Linked DNA regions of Mus musculus: all the other regions are linked to region 2. Evidence: chromatin contacts called from ENCODE Hi-C or POLR2A ChIA-PET data. All regions are on one chromosome and are shown on one strand. The core of a region is the stretch at or near the end of the contact, and the rest is flanking DNA. Distances in the headings are between cores, read along the strand shown. Region 1 overlaps Vipr1 (vasoactive intestinal peptide receptor 1). Region 2 holds the start of Sec22c (SEC22 homolog C, vesicle trafficking protein). Region 3 holds the start of E530011L22Rik (RIKEN cDNA E530011L22 gene).

Region 1 (4,330 bases), core at 1,735-4,234, 35 kb before region 2:
GACTCGGCTGTAAAGCTTAAGGCAGCCAGTCATCCTGCATCCGATCTGAAAGTGAGAGACGAACACCAGCACTCAGCTCACTTTCTCCTTTCTATTCAGTCTGAGACCCCAGCCCACGGGACGGTGCCACCGATAGTCAGGGTGGGTCTTCCCACCTCAACACCATCCAGAAATCCCCTCTCAGATATGCCCAGAGGTTTGTCTCCTCCGTGATTCTAAGTCCTGCTGGTAATTGATATTAATCATTGCAAGGGCCGTAATTCACTGCTTGAAAAGAGGAGGGGCACTGGGAAGGCCAGCAAGTTTCTATGGAAATCAGAGCTTGCAGGCACGTGAAGGAAACATAAAACATGACCGGGGCACCCTTGCAAAGGCCCGAAGAACCTTTACACTCACAGTGGCAATGGAGAACAGACCCACCATGCAGGCCACCCCACAAGGGCCATCCAGTCCTGGGATCCTAGATGTTCTTAACCTGGCCTCCGTTAGGGGAATCTCAGCTGTGGTTGGAAGATTTCCCACTGGAGGAGTCACGAGCTGCTGGATTTGGGATTCTGTTCTGGAGCCCTGTGACGGTCGGGCCTGAGGCTGACGCTTCCTCCCATTCCTGGTGTGACAGCATTCTGTCCCTAGCAGGCTGCATGGGCAGGACAACCCTCTCTTTCCCAGAAGGAGACGTGCGTGCGGGGCTTGCCCACTGCCGGGAGGCAGCACTCCTGTCCCACACGCGCACACGGGTGTCCTTTACCTCAGCGACCTTGTTTCCCAGAAGTCCAGCTGCAACGGGCTAGAATCTGGGGGACAGAACCCAAACTGGTCGTGGCCAGGTCTGTGTGGGTGAGATGGAAAGGAACAGCTGTCGCAGACAGAAGGGGGAGCTGGAGCTGGCAATCCCCAAGGAGGGGCTGTCAGTTCCCACTCTCAATTTAAAGAAAGCCTCCATCTGTCAGACTCTGAGTATGGGATGGGTTCATGGCCAAAGAGGTGTGGCTGGGAGCCAGGCCCAAGAAGGAGGGAAGGTCTAGGTTGCATCTGCATGGGGTGGGATCTCAGAACCAAGGCAGGAGAGGCAGGGGCAAATGTGTTTCTATCCCACCCACATCCACCCTGACCTATTTTCTGCCAGGGAATTAGGAAACTGTGGCCCTTACCGCCTGGACCAGCTGTGAGGTCTGCTGAGTATACACAGTAGAGGGCCTTAGCAGTAGATAGAGGGAGTGCTGGCCCCGCTGGCACCAGGGCAGAGGGAAGACAAGCTGGCCTTTTGGAGCAGGACTCTGCACTGCTAGAGATGCGGGAGGGAAGCGGTCTCAGGGAAAGAGGCAACCCCTAGAGACAGGGCCACAGAGGAAGAGCAGGAGCCACAAGTGTGCACACACTAACTAATGAGCAGGCCTAACAGCGAGTGCTCCTCACCCTCCTGCACACCGGGCACATGTGGCCAGCCCTGGAGCTGGGAAGGCTCCATTCCTAGGAGCTAGTGTCCTTGGAGACACCCACAGCACTTCCGAGGAGACAGCATCCCCGAAGCGTGACATCGCCTCACTCTTCAGCTGGGGACACAGACCAGAGGGGGGGGGGACCGACCGGGAAGTCTTGCCTCCTGAGTCTTACGTAACACATCATACTTGGTGGCCTTCCTCCAGAAGGGGGAGAAAGAAGGGAGTTTAATTCTCTCGTGTGCTTTCCCCAGGCAAGGAGGTAGGGGGACAGGAGAGCGGTATCACTGACAGACAGGGGACAGGATAGAGTGGGCATGCCGTGGGGATGGGGCAGCCACTGTTCATCCTCACAGGGTCTGGTCACTATTGCATTTGGTATACCCACACCCATCTCCCCATGTGGCTATACATACCCACACCCTACCTCTCCCTGTCCCCAGGAGGCTGGCCAAGTCCACACTTCTGCTCATCCCTCTGTTTGGAGTTCACTATGTCATGTTTGCCTTCTTCCCCGACAACTTTAAGGCCCAGGTGAAAATGGTCTTTGAACTCGTCGTAGGGTCTTTCCAGGTATGAACGTGGGCCTGAGGAATTCACCTCAGCTGCCGTGGGCCCCAGATTCCAGTCATAAGTTCTGGATAAGCACCCCCATTGTGCTCAGTGCTTTCCTTAAGCAGGGGTGAAGGGGCTGTGGGGAAGTGGGGTGGGGTGGGTGGGGCTGGGAGTGCCTGCAGTCCTTTTGCCTCACCTCCTCTTCCTCCTCAGGGTTTTGTGGTGGCCATCCTCTACTGCTTCCTCAATGGCGAGGTGAGTGCCTCCCACATCCTGGTGGGCAGGCTCAGGGTCTACAAACCTCGATGGGATCCTGGAGAGCAAGGGCAGTTAAAAGCTTGCCTCTCTCCAGGGTGGTTCTCAGATTGCAGCGCCCTAGTTGCCTACAGTCTCATTTAAAATGAACCTTGATTGACCCTAGGACCTGAGGACTTAAAGCCTGCACTTTTACAAGCCCTGGGTGGGTTTTAGAGCGGGGATACTGTGCGTATCAGAGGTGAAGAATACTTACAGCTAAATGGGTGTGGGTTATTTGGGAATAAGACATCGAGGGAAGGTGCAGTTACTGCCACAAACAAGTGCGTGCCTGGATGAAAAATTGGGGTACACTCCACAGGCAGCACCCCTCTGCCTCCCTATACTGCATTTTGTGACTTTCTGCATCCCATCTTCCCTCTCTCCAAGATCCTGAGTTGATTCTCTGGCTCCCAGCCCTGTCCCAAGCCTCCCAAGATAGCATCCAGGCCTTTCAACTTAAGTTAGGGAACATCTATAGCCTGCCTAACAACGCTGCTCTGGAGACTAACTAACCACCCTTCCCGCCCCTAGGTGCAGGCAGAGCTGCGACGGAAGTGGCGGCGTTGGCATCTGCAGGGCGTCCTGGGCTGGAGCTCCAAATCACAACACCCGTGGGGAGGCAGCAACGGCGTCTCGTGCAGCACACAGGTGTCCATGCTGACCCGCGTCAGCCCGAGCGCGCGCCGCTCCTCCAGCTTCCAAGCGGAGGTCTCCCTGGTCTGACCGCCAGAGGCCGCCAGGCCCCTTCGCACCCTCCCCACGCCAGCCCCTGGAGCAGAGGTCTGCAGCGACGCCGCTGGCTCCAGCCTTTTGTAGGGACACAATCCTTTGCTGCAGCCAGGACCCGGTCCATGCTAGCTGGAGAGCTGGGAGGTCTAACCCTGGAGGATGCAAGGAGGAACCAGCATCGGACTCCACCACCCAAGGCTGCTCTGCCAGTCATGCGCACAACATCTGCATTCACCTCCTGGAAAGCAAACCGCCTGCCCTCAAAGCTTTGGAACTCTGAGGGCAAAAGGTTCCGCCCCGTCGGTGCCTAGAATTCCACTGGGGCGCTCAAGTCGCTTTGGGTTAAGCGTTGCCATTGAGACTCCTCTCTGAGGATGCAGCCCCCTCCCTCCGTTTATCTGCCAGCTCTTCCGGGTGGGTGAGTTCTTCTACCTCAGGCAGATATGGTTGTGACCTGGAGTTTCAGTTTGGGGATCACAGCTGTGTTGCGGTCCTCCCTCAGGATGGAATTGCCCCAGTGAATCGTCAGACCTGGGAGCTCAGGGACCTATCTCTGGGGAGGAGGGGTGGGGAGAAGGCAGCCCTGCCCGTGCTCACCAAGTGACTTTGTCCATCAAGTAGGACCAGTCCACTAGCCTTATGTACAACCAAAGCAATAGCGAGCTGCCGCCTCTGGGCGCTTATCTACACACCAACCACTGCTGCAAGGGTCAGAGGCATGAGCACACAGGCCCCTTGATCCTGGGCCACCCTGATATCACTGGTAGTGATACTGAGTCCTGTGAGAGCAGGTATCCTTTCCTGTTGCTAAAGACTACCTTTTTTACATATTGTGGTCTGCTGGATTCTCTGGGGGTCGCATTACCATAGATGCTATTGCCACCCTCAGTCTCCAGTTCCTGTGGAGAGTGATTATGTCTGACATAAAAGCCTGGGGAGGGGGCAAGGCATCTTATGCCTCCCTCCATCTTTATAGCGATAATGGCTTCTAATCCAAACTGGTGTCAGCGGGCTCTTCTCAGAGCTGCACCAGGCTTGTATGACAATAAACATTGGCTCTAGCAGGCTTGGTTCCCCTAGCCACTGTGGGTCTCCTGCTTCTTCTAAGCAGCTGTGTCACCTCTGCTCTAGTGAGAGATGACCCTTCTGGCTTTGGGCAGGAGCCCCACACAAGAGCCTTTGATTCACATGTAAATGTGAAGAGGTTGTGACAGGGGTCCGTTGTGACCCTCCCTCCCCTAAACCCATCTGGGAGGAGACAGATTCTGCCTCAGACCAAATCAAAACAGCCAACAGAGCTGTCACAGCCA
Region 2 (4,061 bases), core at 1,396-3,895:
CTGTCCTGCTCTGTCATACATACATCACAGACTGTCCTGCTCTGTACACATCACAGGCTGTCCTGCTCTGTACACATCACTGACTGTCCTGCTCTGTCATACATACATCACAGACTGTCCTGCTCTGTCACACATACATCACAGACTGTCCTGCCCTGTCATACATACATCACAGACTGTCCCTGATGTACACACACACTTTGTTGCTATACCAAAGCCACTCTTTTATTCTTATTTTCCTCTCACATTTACTCTTTATCTTCCACTCAAATCTCCCCAACGTAAGGATACAAGCAAGGGGCAAAATACAAATTTAACGTAGCAAAAGGAGCTGAATTTAGTACAGCCAGGTACCAGCGCCCTTCACAGGCGTAGTACTGAGGAAAGCATGCTAAGGGGACAGTAAGCCCGTGATGGATTCACTCTCTGATACAAGATTTGAGACCTGATTTCCAGCTTGGGATCTTCTAGGCTCCAAGCTGCTCGTGGATGAGATACAGAAGGAGACAGGGACCAACTACGGCATCGCTAAGAGCTGAGAGCAGAAGATAGCTGAGCTGGATACGAAGAATATCATGGCGTCCCTCTGTACTTGATCTTAGTCAAAGGGCTGAGAAGAACTCCACCTACCTTCTTCAATATTTGTGGGTGCTGCACCTGCAGATGCAGCCGACCTCAGATGGAAAATATTTTTAAAACAAAACAAAACAACTGCTTCTGTACTGAGTATGTACAGACTTGCCACGATTCCCTAAGCAATGTAATATGCAGCAACCACACACACAGCACACTATGTAGATGTTCTAATTAATGCAGATATTGTCCGAGGCACACGGGGAATATGCACAGATTTCTATAAACACGAAGCCACTGTATGCAATGGGTTGAGCCCAATCTCCCAAGGATGCAGAGGGACTAAGACCTTCGTATGGATAATGCTACTAAGTGCTCAGAGCTTCCTTGGACCCACTTCGCAGGTGAGGAAAACTAAGGATCAGGAGGTAGAAGCAGACTTCAGTCTCCCAGTTCCATACTCTTTCCACAGTATGTGGACCTCAAAACCAAACCTCCGAGTTCTCAGCTATTGTCTCTCTAAAGACGCCCTCTCCACCGCAGAACTGCCAACACCTAACCAGAGGCAGTGTGGGTCTCAAACCTGTAATCCCAGCACCAGAGAACTTGGGCTATAGTGAGACTATGTTTAAAAACAAAAACAATCTCTAATCAGAGACTTGCTGGTAGAGGAAGGGTCCCTACAAGTGCCCCTTGAAATGCAGAGTGTGGTGGCTTAAGCTCATAATATCAGCACTTGGGGGGTGGGGTGGAGGCAGGAAGGTCAGGAGTTCAAAGTCACCCCCAGGCGAGTGGCATGTTAAAGGGCAGTTTAGGCTGCAGGACAGCCTGCCTAAAACAGAACCAAGTGGTGAGTAAACTGCTGGAGTTAAAGCTCAGAGGCACACACCGTTAATCCCAGGATTTAGAAGAGGCAGGCAGACCCAGGCCAGCATGGCCTACACAGTAAGTTTCATACCAGCCAGGACTACAGAGTGAGACCCTCTCTAAAATAAAATAAAACCACCTCTCCTTACCTAGTGTATTATACTCTAAAGTCAGTTGTCTTGTCTGGCTATGCACTGCCTCTATCTCTGCCACCTGAGTGCTGGGATTAAAGATGTGCACCATCACCCCAGCCTTGATCTGAAATTCTTTATGAGACCTCAAGATGTCCTCTCTGTTGTCCACTAAACATTTACGAGGCATCTCTAGGGACCTGTCTACAACTGTCTTCCTGAGAAAGCTGCGGTGCGAATGAATCCTGTATATCAGTGTCAGGCTATGCAAAGCTGTCCCCGTTCTCATTTCCCTGACAAGTTCTTTACCTGAATAAACTCTCTGTGTAGACTTTTACAGACACGTTGCTCTAGCATTGGCTCTGCACTGAGGGTTGCTTTAGTTTCTCTGATCTTGTCACCCGCTACACCAACCGAGCTGGGCATGGAGGCCATACACCTGTGATCCCAGAACTTGCGGGGCGGGGAGTGGAGGCAGGAGGATCCCAAGCTCAAGGCCAAACTCGAGTTACATGGGGCTCCGTTTCACAAGACCGCAAACTGTAACGGCACCTTTCATCAGAGGTAACTCAGTTCCTTCCCTGGATTTGGCTTTTTGCAAGCTTGACCCCCGCTCTGCTCTGCAGGTTCTTTGTCCCGGCTTATCCAAGTCCAGGAAAGTTGGTGTAGGGGTGACCAGGCCTTGAAGAAGCCAAGTTCTGCTAGACCAGCAGACTAAGGAAAGTTTGCTCTCAAAAGAAGCAAGTGACAGGACTAGAGTTCAGTCTACATAAAGGGAACCACCGCCCCGCCCTCCCGAGACACGCCCCGGCCCCGCCCCGGGCAGCAGGCACAGCGGGCAGCGCATCCCAGCCGGTACGCACCGTGCAGGGGGCCGGGCCTCGGCGGAGTCCCACCGGCCCGGGCTGCAGCCCGGTGGCCTAGACCCCGACCCCACCTCTCCACGCCCGCCTGGCCCGCTAACCTCACCTCGCCCCCGCGGCCGACCTCCGCCTCGGCCACCGCAGCCCACCCCGGCGGCCGGCGGGGTGCAGGTTACCCGCGGCCCGGCTGTAGGAGGCAGGATGTGGTGCTCATGCGCACACCGTGAGCTCCCATTCGCTGCTGCTAAGCGACGCCAAACAGACCAATCGTGGGGCGTCTCTGCTGTCCAGTTGTTCAGACCCGGGAATTGAGTGAATCTACCAGGGCTGGCCCGGGTTTGCTCCCCTCAGCCCGCGTCTCTTCCGCAGGTCCCCAGGCCCACGTGCGAGTCTCACCTCGAGCGGTGAGAAGAGGCTCCGACGTCCCCACGATGCCTGGCCTGGAGCGGACAGGGCTGTTCTCCAGAGGCGTCTAGGCCCCGTGTGACTGGAGTGACACTCCCTGGGCGTGGGTTCTTGCAGGCTACGCAGCTGGGCAAGAGGCCCGAGATAGAGGATCCGAAGAGCACAGCCTTCTGCCAGCCTGGAGGAGGTGCCAAAGTCCGATCCCTGAGCCACACACACCTCGCTATGAGGCTGGAGGGAGATTGGGTAGCACAGTTAGGCCCTTACTGTTTTGACAAGTGCTGAGCACCGCTGTTTGCCGCGCACTGCGTACACAGGAAGTGTGAACACAGAAACCAAATCAAGAGAAGGGGGTAGGGCACCAGGCAGGAATTCTGGTGTTTAAACACGAGTTATGCTTCACAGAAGCATGGGTTCCAAAGAGAATTTACAGGAACAGTTGTCTTGGAGTTGGGGCTCAGGAAAAGCTTCTCCAAGTCTCAGGCCATTGGGCAAGGGAGAGTTTGTGTGTTTCAGAGACATTTGCTTGTGCACAGAACTCTGTGGGGCTGAGGATGTATCTCTGTTGATAGAATAACTGAACTACAAAACCCCGGGTCAGGCCTGTCACCCTCTTCATACATCAGAACTCCAGGCTTTCCTTGGAACGTCCCGGCTCTGGTTCTCAGGACCTCAGCTTCTCACTAATGTTACATCATCAGCTTCACGGATACTTCATTTTTATCCCTTGAGACAGGGTCTTGTGTATCCCAAGCTGACCTTGAATTCACTGTGTAGCAGGCTGACTCTGAAGGCTATCCTACAAACTCCATTTGCTGGGCGCTGGGATTACCGATGTGTGTGTGCTTCCACAGCAAGGTTGTGTGGCTCTGGAGCTCAACCCCAGGGCTTCCTGCCTTCTAGACAAGAGCACTACCCACTGGGCCACATCCCCAGTCCCAGCTCCCCTGATTCTGAGGCCAAGTGCAAGTCAGTGAACCCCAGAACTGGCTCCCCTGGTTCTCAGCCTCTGTCACCACATGAGCATGTTCCCCTCATAAACCACCATATAGTCAGAGAGAGCCTATCCATTCCATCTCTGCGGAGAAGCCTACAGTGGGTGCCAACCTAGCAGCTGGATAGACACGGTACATGGAGAGACCTGAGCTGAGTGAAGACTTCTAAACGACACTTCTCTGGTGGGTGGAAATGGAAGCAGGGCTTATGTAACCACAGACAAATT
Region 3 (4,498 bases), core at 218-2,717, 55 kb after region 2:
CCTCTGCTCCCATCTTGTCCCTCCAGTTGGCTGTACCCCATGTCCAGACCACTCAGTTCTGCAGCCATGAACACAACGGGGCTTCTGGCTTTTGCAGCTGTTGCCAGTGACAAGCCCAGTGTGCCCTCTTGCCCTCAGTCGGAGTTCAGAGAACCCAAATGAGACAGCAGGGGGTGGGGTAGGGGTGTCACTCCTTTACCTTAGCCAAGGCCAGTACCAGCTTCTTCCAACCTCCCAGCACAGCGTCTACATGTTTTCTCTCTCTGCGGGACTCTCCTTGTCCACCCAGTAGGTAGACAGCCCTGCCCTTCCCACCTCCCAGGTCAGTGCAGCAATCAACTGGGTCAGACGAGAAACTTGGGTTTTGGGAAGTGTAGGAGACATCATCGGTAATTGACAGGTTCACAGCTTCAGCCTAGAGCCTCAGATTCGGGAACCCAGGTAGGGGCATGCCCTGCGCATGTGAAGGAAGGGGCTCTCCTCACTGTCCCTACCTTTCTTCACCTACTCAGCTTCCTTGCTCAGGGGTAGTCAGCCCATGTCCAGTGAGAGATCCTTGCATTCTGAGGGGACAGACCTTCGACTATTTGATGACACCTGCTTGGCTCCAGAGAAAGAGCTACAGCACACCATGAGGAAGGCGCACACCCAAGGAGACTGCTATGGCTGGAGTGGAATGGCCCGGCTGGAGCAGTGTTGGGAGAGTGACTAGGCTGAACAGTGGGTAGGGGTGCGGGGCGTCCGAAGGAGAGACCACGGTGGTAGTCCGTAGTCCCGCCCTGCTGTCGCTCGGCCTGGCAGCGTTCCTTCGCAGCCTCCTGCCAGCACAGCCAGCCCCCTGCCCCCACGGAGCCGGTGCCAGAGCAGCGTTCCGCAAGCCGAGCTGCATCTTCCCAGCGCCGAGGCTGCGCGGAGGGCCCCTCGGCCGGGCCTGGGCCTCTGGCCCCCACCCGGCTGTTCCAGGTAGGTCATCTGAAAGGCTTCCGTCGTTGCGGCGGTTGCTCGGAGGTTCTGCAGCCAGAGGCCCCCAGGTAGGTTCGGGAGACTCAGAGCAAAACGCGTGGGAGGCCGGAGCAGCTACAGACCCCAGACTCACCCCCAAGTCGGAGCAGCCGGAGTCACAGGGGGCGGGAGATGAGCGCGGCTGGGGTACGGGTCCATCAGAGTCGCCTGGCTCAGGGGAGCAGGTGGGTCGGGGGGCGGCGCGCTCTGCTCAGCGACCTCACGCCTACCCTGGCCCCGCCCATGCAGAGCAGCGGGAGGACACCCGGGTTAGACTCCCGGACGAACTTCCCAGCAAAGAAGGGCAGAGAGGGACTTCGCGCGGGAGGGTGGGATCGAGCGGTCCAAACGCTCCCACGTCACCAGCCGGGTCGGTCCGGGGACCCCGAGGCTCTCCCGAGGGCAGCTGCATCGAGACGGCGCGCGTCCGCGCCCCCAGCCAGCACGCAGGGCGGCCTGGCCCTTTAAGCGTCCAGACGGCGGCCCCAGCTGACGCGCGGGCTCCAATCGGCGCCCCGCGCCCCCCGCCCGCCGCGCCCGAGGCTCCCGGGCCGCAGCTGCTCGGCCGGGACTTGCCGCGGCCCTGCGCCTCCGCCCGCCCGGCCGGCCGCGCCCCCGGGGCCATGGTCGCGGGGCCCTGCGCAGGGGCGGCCCCCAGCGCGGCGCTTCATGGAGCGGCCCGGGCCCGGCCCTCGGGGGCAGCGCGATCCTGCGGGGCCCTGTGAGCTCCCAGCGCCGCGGCACCATGGTACGCAGGGCCCTGCCTGTCCCCCCGCTTATCCGCCCACCTGCGAGCGCCTCCTTTCAGAGCGCACGGCCCCTTGGGACCCGGTGCAGGGTCTGGAAGACCTGGCCCCTCCCCCGGGGTCCTCGACCCTATCTGTCCGGTGTGCAGGGCCCAGAGTGCGGCGCGGCGGCGCGGCTCAGGGGTGAAATTCCTGGGGTGGGGGGTGCAAACGCGAAAGGCCGAGGTCTTGCTGCGCACGGGCGGAGGGGGGAGCTTCTCTGCGTCCGGACGGCGCCGCCCCGGGGCTGGTAATGGGGGGAAAAGGGGGAGTCGGATTCCCGCCCGGGCCTTGGGCCACGTGGGCGCTGCAGCCGCTCTGCCGGAGACTAGGATGGATCGCTCCATAGGCGGGGGGCGCCCACAGCTGGAGTGGAAACTCCTGTGTGACCTTGGGCCGGTCCCCTGCCGTCTCTGAGCCTGTTTCCCAGGCCTCTCCAAAGAAAGCATCCAGAAGTCATGAGCCTGTACCCCTGCCGCCGGGGTTTCACCAGATGGCCTTTGGGAGGCAAAAGCTTGGTGGCCTCTGCAGGTGTCCCTCTGGGGGAGGGCTGCGATGCAGCTGGTGTACCCAGGTGTTGAGAAGCCTCCTCAGCTTCAAGGAGCCGGAAGCATCTGGCCAGAGGCTACACAGCTGGTGGGCACTGATCCGGAAGGGGCCCTGCCACTGGCTGGCAGCATCTCTGGTCCATGGCTGGGGAGGCTGCAATGTGACTTTAGGGATGCCTGGGTTTCTGCCAGGCTCAAGTGGCCCTGCCCAAGCAGGAGGTCCCTGGGGAAGCTTTGTAAAGGGAAAAACGGGGACCCCAAGCCTGGAATAAGTGGTGCCATGGGGGGGCCTTTCCCTGCCACCGTCCACCCCCCAGTAGTACAGACACCAGGACCTGCAGGTGCAATGACTGGGAAGGAGGCAGGACCAGAGGGTGTGGTGACTGTGTCTGGATGCTTAGGTGGTTCTCACACCTCATGCTTCCACCCACCTCACTTCCAGGACTCTCCAACTGCCTGTCTGAAGTGTACCAGGCAGAAGGGAAGGGTGCTGGAGTGGCAGGATGGCCACAGCTCCATGAGTAAAGCCTCTCTGGGCCTCAGTTTCTCTAAGAAAGAGGAATTGGTCCCAGAAAATGAATCAGAGTGAGTCAGAGAGGGATGGGCGGGGCCCCGTGCCACGTCCCTGCTGGACGGCCCAGCAGTTCTGGGATAGATTCAAGAATGGGTGGCTGGTGGGGGTGTGAGGGGTGGAGGGAGCTTCAGGAAGGCAACGTCTGTTGGTGGAGCGGAGGGCAAAGAGTGGGCATGTCTTGGGCTGCTGGCCGAGGGCACAGGTTCGAAGCTCCTTGGGGCTCACCCGCAGCTTCTCCTTTAGCAGAATGACAAGGGAGCTCAGAGTCCATGCTCTCTGTCTGGCCCACCCACTGCTGACAGGAGAGAGGACTTAGAGGGGACAGCTTCATCCTGGGACCCCTAAGGAAGGTGGGGTTGTGTCCCCCATTGGGATGCATCGGCATTCACACACTGGAAGCTTTCGTCTCCACAGGCAGAGCCCATGGAGCATCCAAAGCCAGCCGTTGTAGGGCCGGACTGGCCAGTGTCTGCTGAGCCCCAGGCCCTATGTGAGGGATAAGACAGGCCCATCTCTACCACCCGACTAAACAGGACTGTTCTGGGAGTGGGGCAGGGCCTAAAGGCCTGGCAGTCTGATCTGTCAGTCACTAAGGTCCCTAGGGGGCTCTCCAGGAGGTGCGACCTCCAAGACAGGACCAGCCTGGAGCTTCTGCGTCTGGGCTGGGGTGCCGGAGTGTGGCAAACAGAGAAAACAGCCCGTCTTCCCCCAGGACCCTGTGTACAAAAAGCTGCTGTAGCTTGAGTGGGCCTGGCTGTCTTTAGCCTGCTGTCTTCTGTGGCCCCTTAAAGGCCTTTGTTGGCCACTGTCCAAGTGAAACGGCCCCTGGATGCTACAGCCTAGGTGCAATAGCGGAAGCTGTGTCTTCTGCTGTTCACGTGCTCACAGTTGGGCAGGCTCCTGTCTCAGCATGGTGGGAAGGTCAGGACGGACTGAGGCATAGCTGGAAGTCCAGTTGGGGCACAGTGAAGAGGGATCCTGGGGTGGCCCCTAGTGTGTGCACAGAGGAAGAGCGAAGGGAGTGCCCAGAGCAGCTACCTGGGCACAGGTCCCAGGACATCGTAGCCCTAGCAGCAGCTGTCCCTGCCCTGCGTGCCCGTGCGCACGTCTGTGCGTCTGTCCTTCCCCCAGCTTGATGGATGGATCAGATCATTTCTGGTGGTGGCACCTCCCACATTGTGGGCAGGGGTGGGCAGTGGTTGGCCCTCACCTCTCCTGTCTCTTGGCCCCACAGTTGCTGGTTGAGAAGACGACAGACTCCCCGGCGGCAGAGTTCTCGCTGGTGGAGGACGTGGCCCTGCACTTCGCCTGCTTGATGGGCCGCCTCAATGAGCAGCGCCTCTTCCAGCCAGACCTGTGCGATGTGGACCTAGTGCTGGTGCCTCAGCATAGCGTGTTCCCCGCACACAAGGGTGTGCTGGCCGCCTACAGCCAGTTCTTCCACTCGCTCTTCACACAGAACAAGCAGCTGCAGCGGGTCGAGCTATCTCTGGAGGCACTCGCGCCCAGCGGCCTGCAGCAGATCCTCAACTTCATCTACACGTCCAAGCTGCTCGTGAACGCGGCCAACGTGCACGAGGTGCTCAGCG

Evidence for each region. Hi-C counts contacts between places; a loop is a spot of excess contacts on that map. ChIA-PET counts read pairs that join two places held with the same protein, here RNA polymerase II (POLR2A).
Region 1: a loop to region 2 is called in a map of v-Abl transformed pro-B cells, with 2.1 times the contacts of the local background. The contact joins the enhancer-like site here to the promoter of Sec22c in region 2. A Hi-C loop is called at or near these places in 1 of 37 maps with a recorded cell type or tissue (v-Abl transformed pro-B cells). POLR2A ChIA-PET finds 5 or more read pairs at or near these places in 2 of 5 experiments (both embryonic stem cell).
Region 3: POLR2A ChIA-PET joins it to region 2 with 41 read pairs in Patski. The contact joins the promoter of E530011L22Rik here to the promoter of Sec22c in region 2. POLR2A ChIA-PET finds 5 or more read pairs at or near these places in 4 of 5 experiments (Patski and embryonic stem cell).

What each region holds. Positions count from the first base shown.
Region 1 is chr9:121,666,552-121,670,881 of GRCm38, forward strand. Vipr1 (vasoactive intestinal peptide receptor 1) reads left to right here. Exons shown (of 13, transcript NM_011703.4): 11 at 1,883-2,012; 12 at 2,208-2,249; 13 at 2,823-4,330. The coding sequence ends at 3,014. Among named protein-coding and RNA genes, the nearest start is that of Vipr1, 26 kb to the left of the region's middle. Within about 2 kb of position 2,985, at least 1 of the 3 ENCODE cell types and tissues checked has a DNase peak (open chromatin) inside an H3K27ac peak, as active enhancers do.
Region 2 is chr9:121,702,384-121,706,444 of GRCm38, forward strand. It overlaps Sec22c (SEC22 homolog C, vesicle trafficking protein), which reads right to left and starts at 2,646. Exons shown (of 7, transcript NM_001164562.1): 1 at 2,541-2,646.
Region 3 is chr9:121,758,476-121,762,973 of GRCm38, forward strand. It overlaps E530011L22Rik (RIKEN cDNA E530011L22 gene), which reads right to left and starts at 1,468. Exons shown (of 1, transcript NR_033503.1): 1 at 1-1,468. Zfp651 (zinc finger protein 651) reads left to right here and starts at 1,558. Exons shown (of 6, transcript NM_001166644.1): 1 at 1,558-1,750; 2 at 4,144-4,498. The coding sequence starts at 1,748.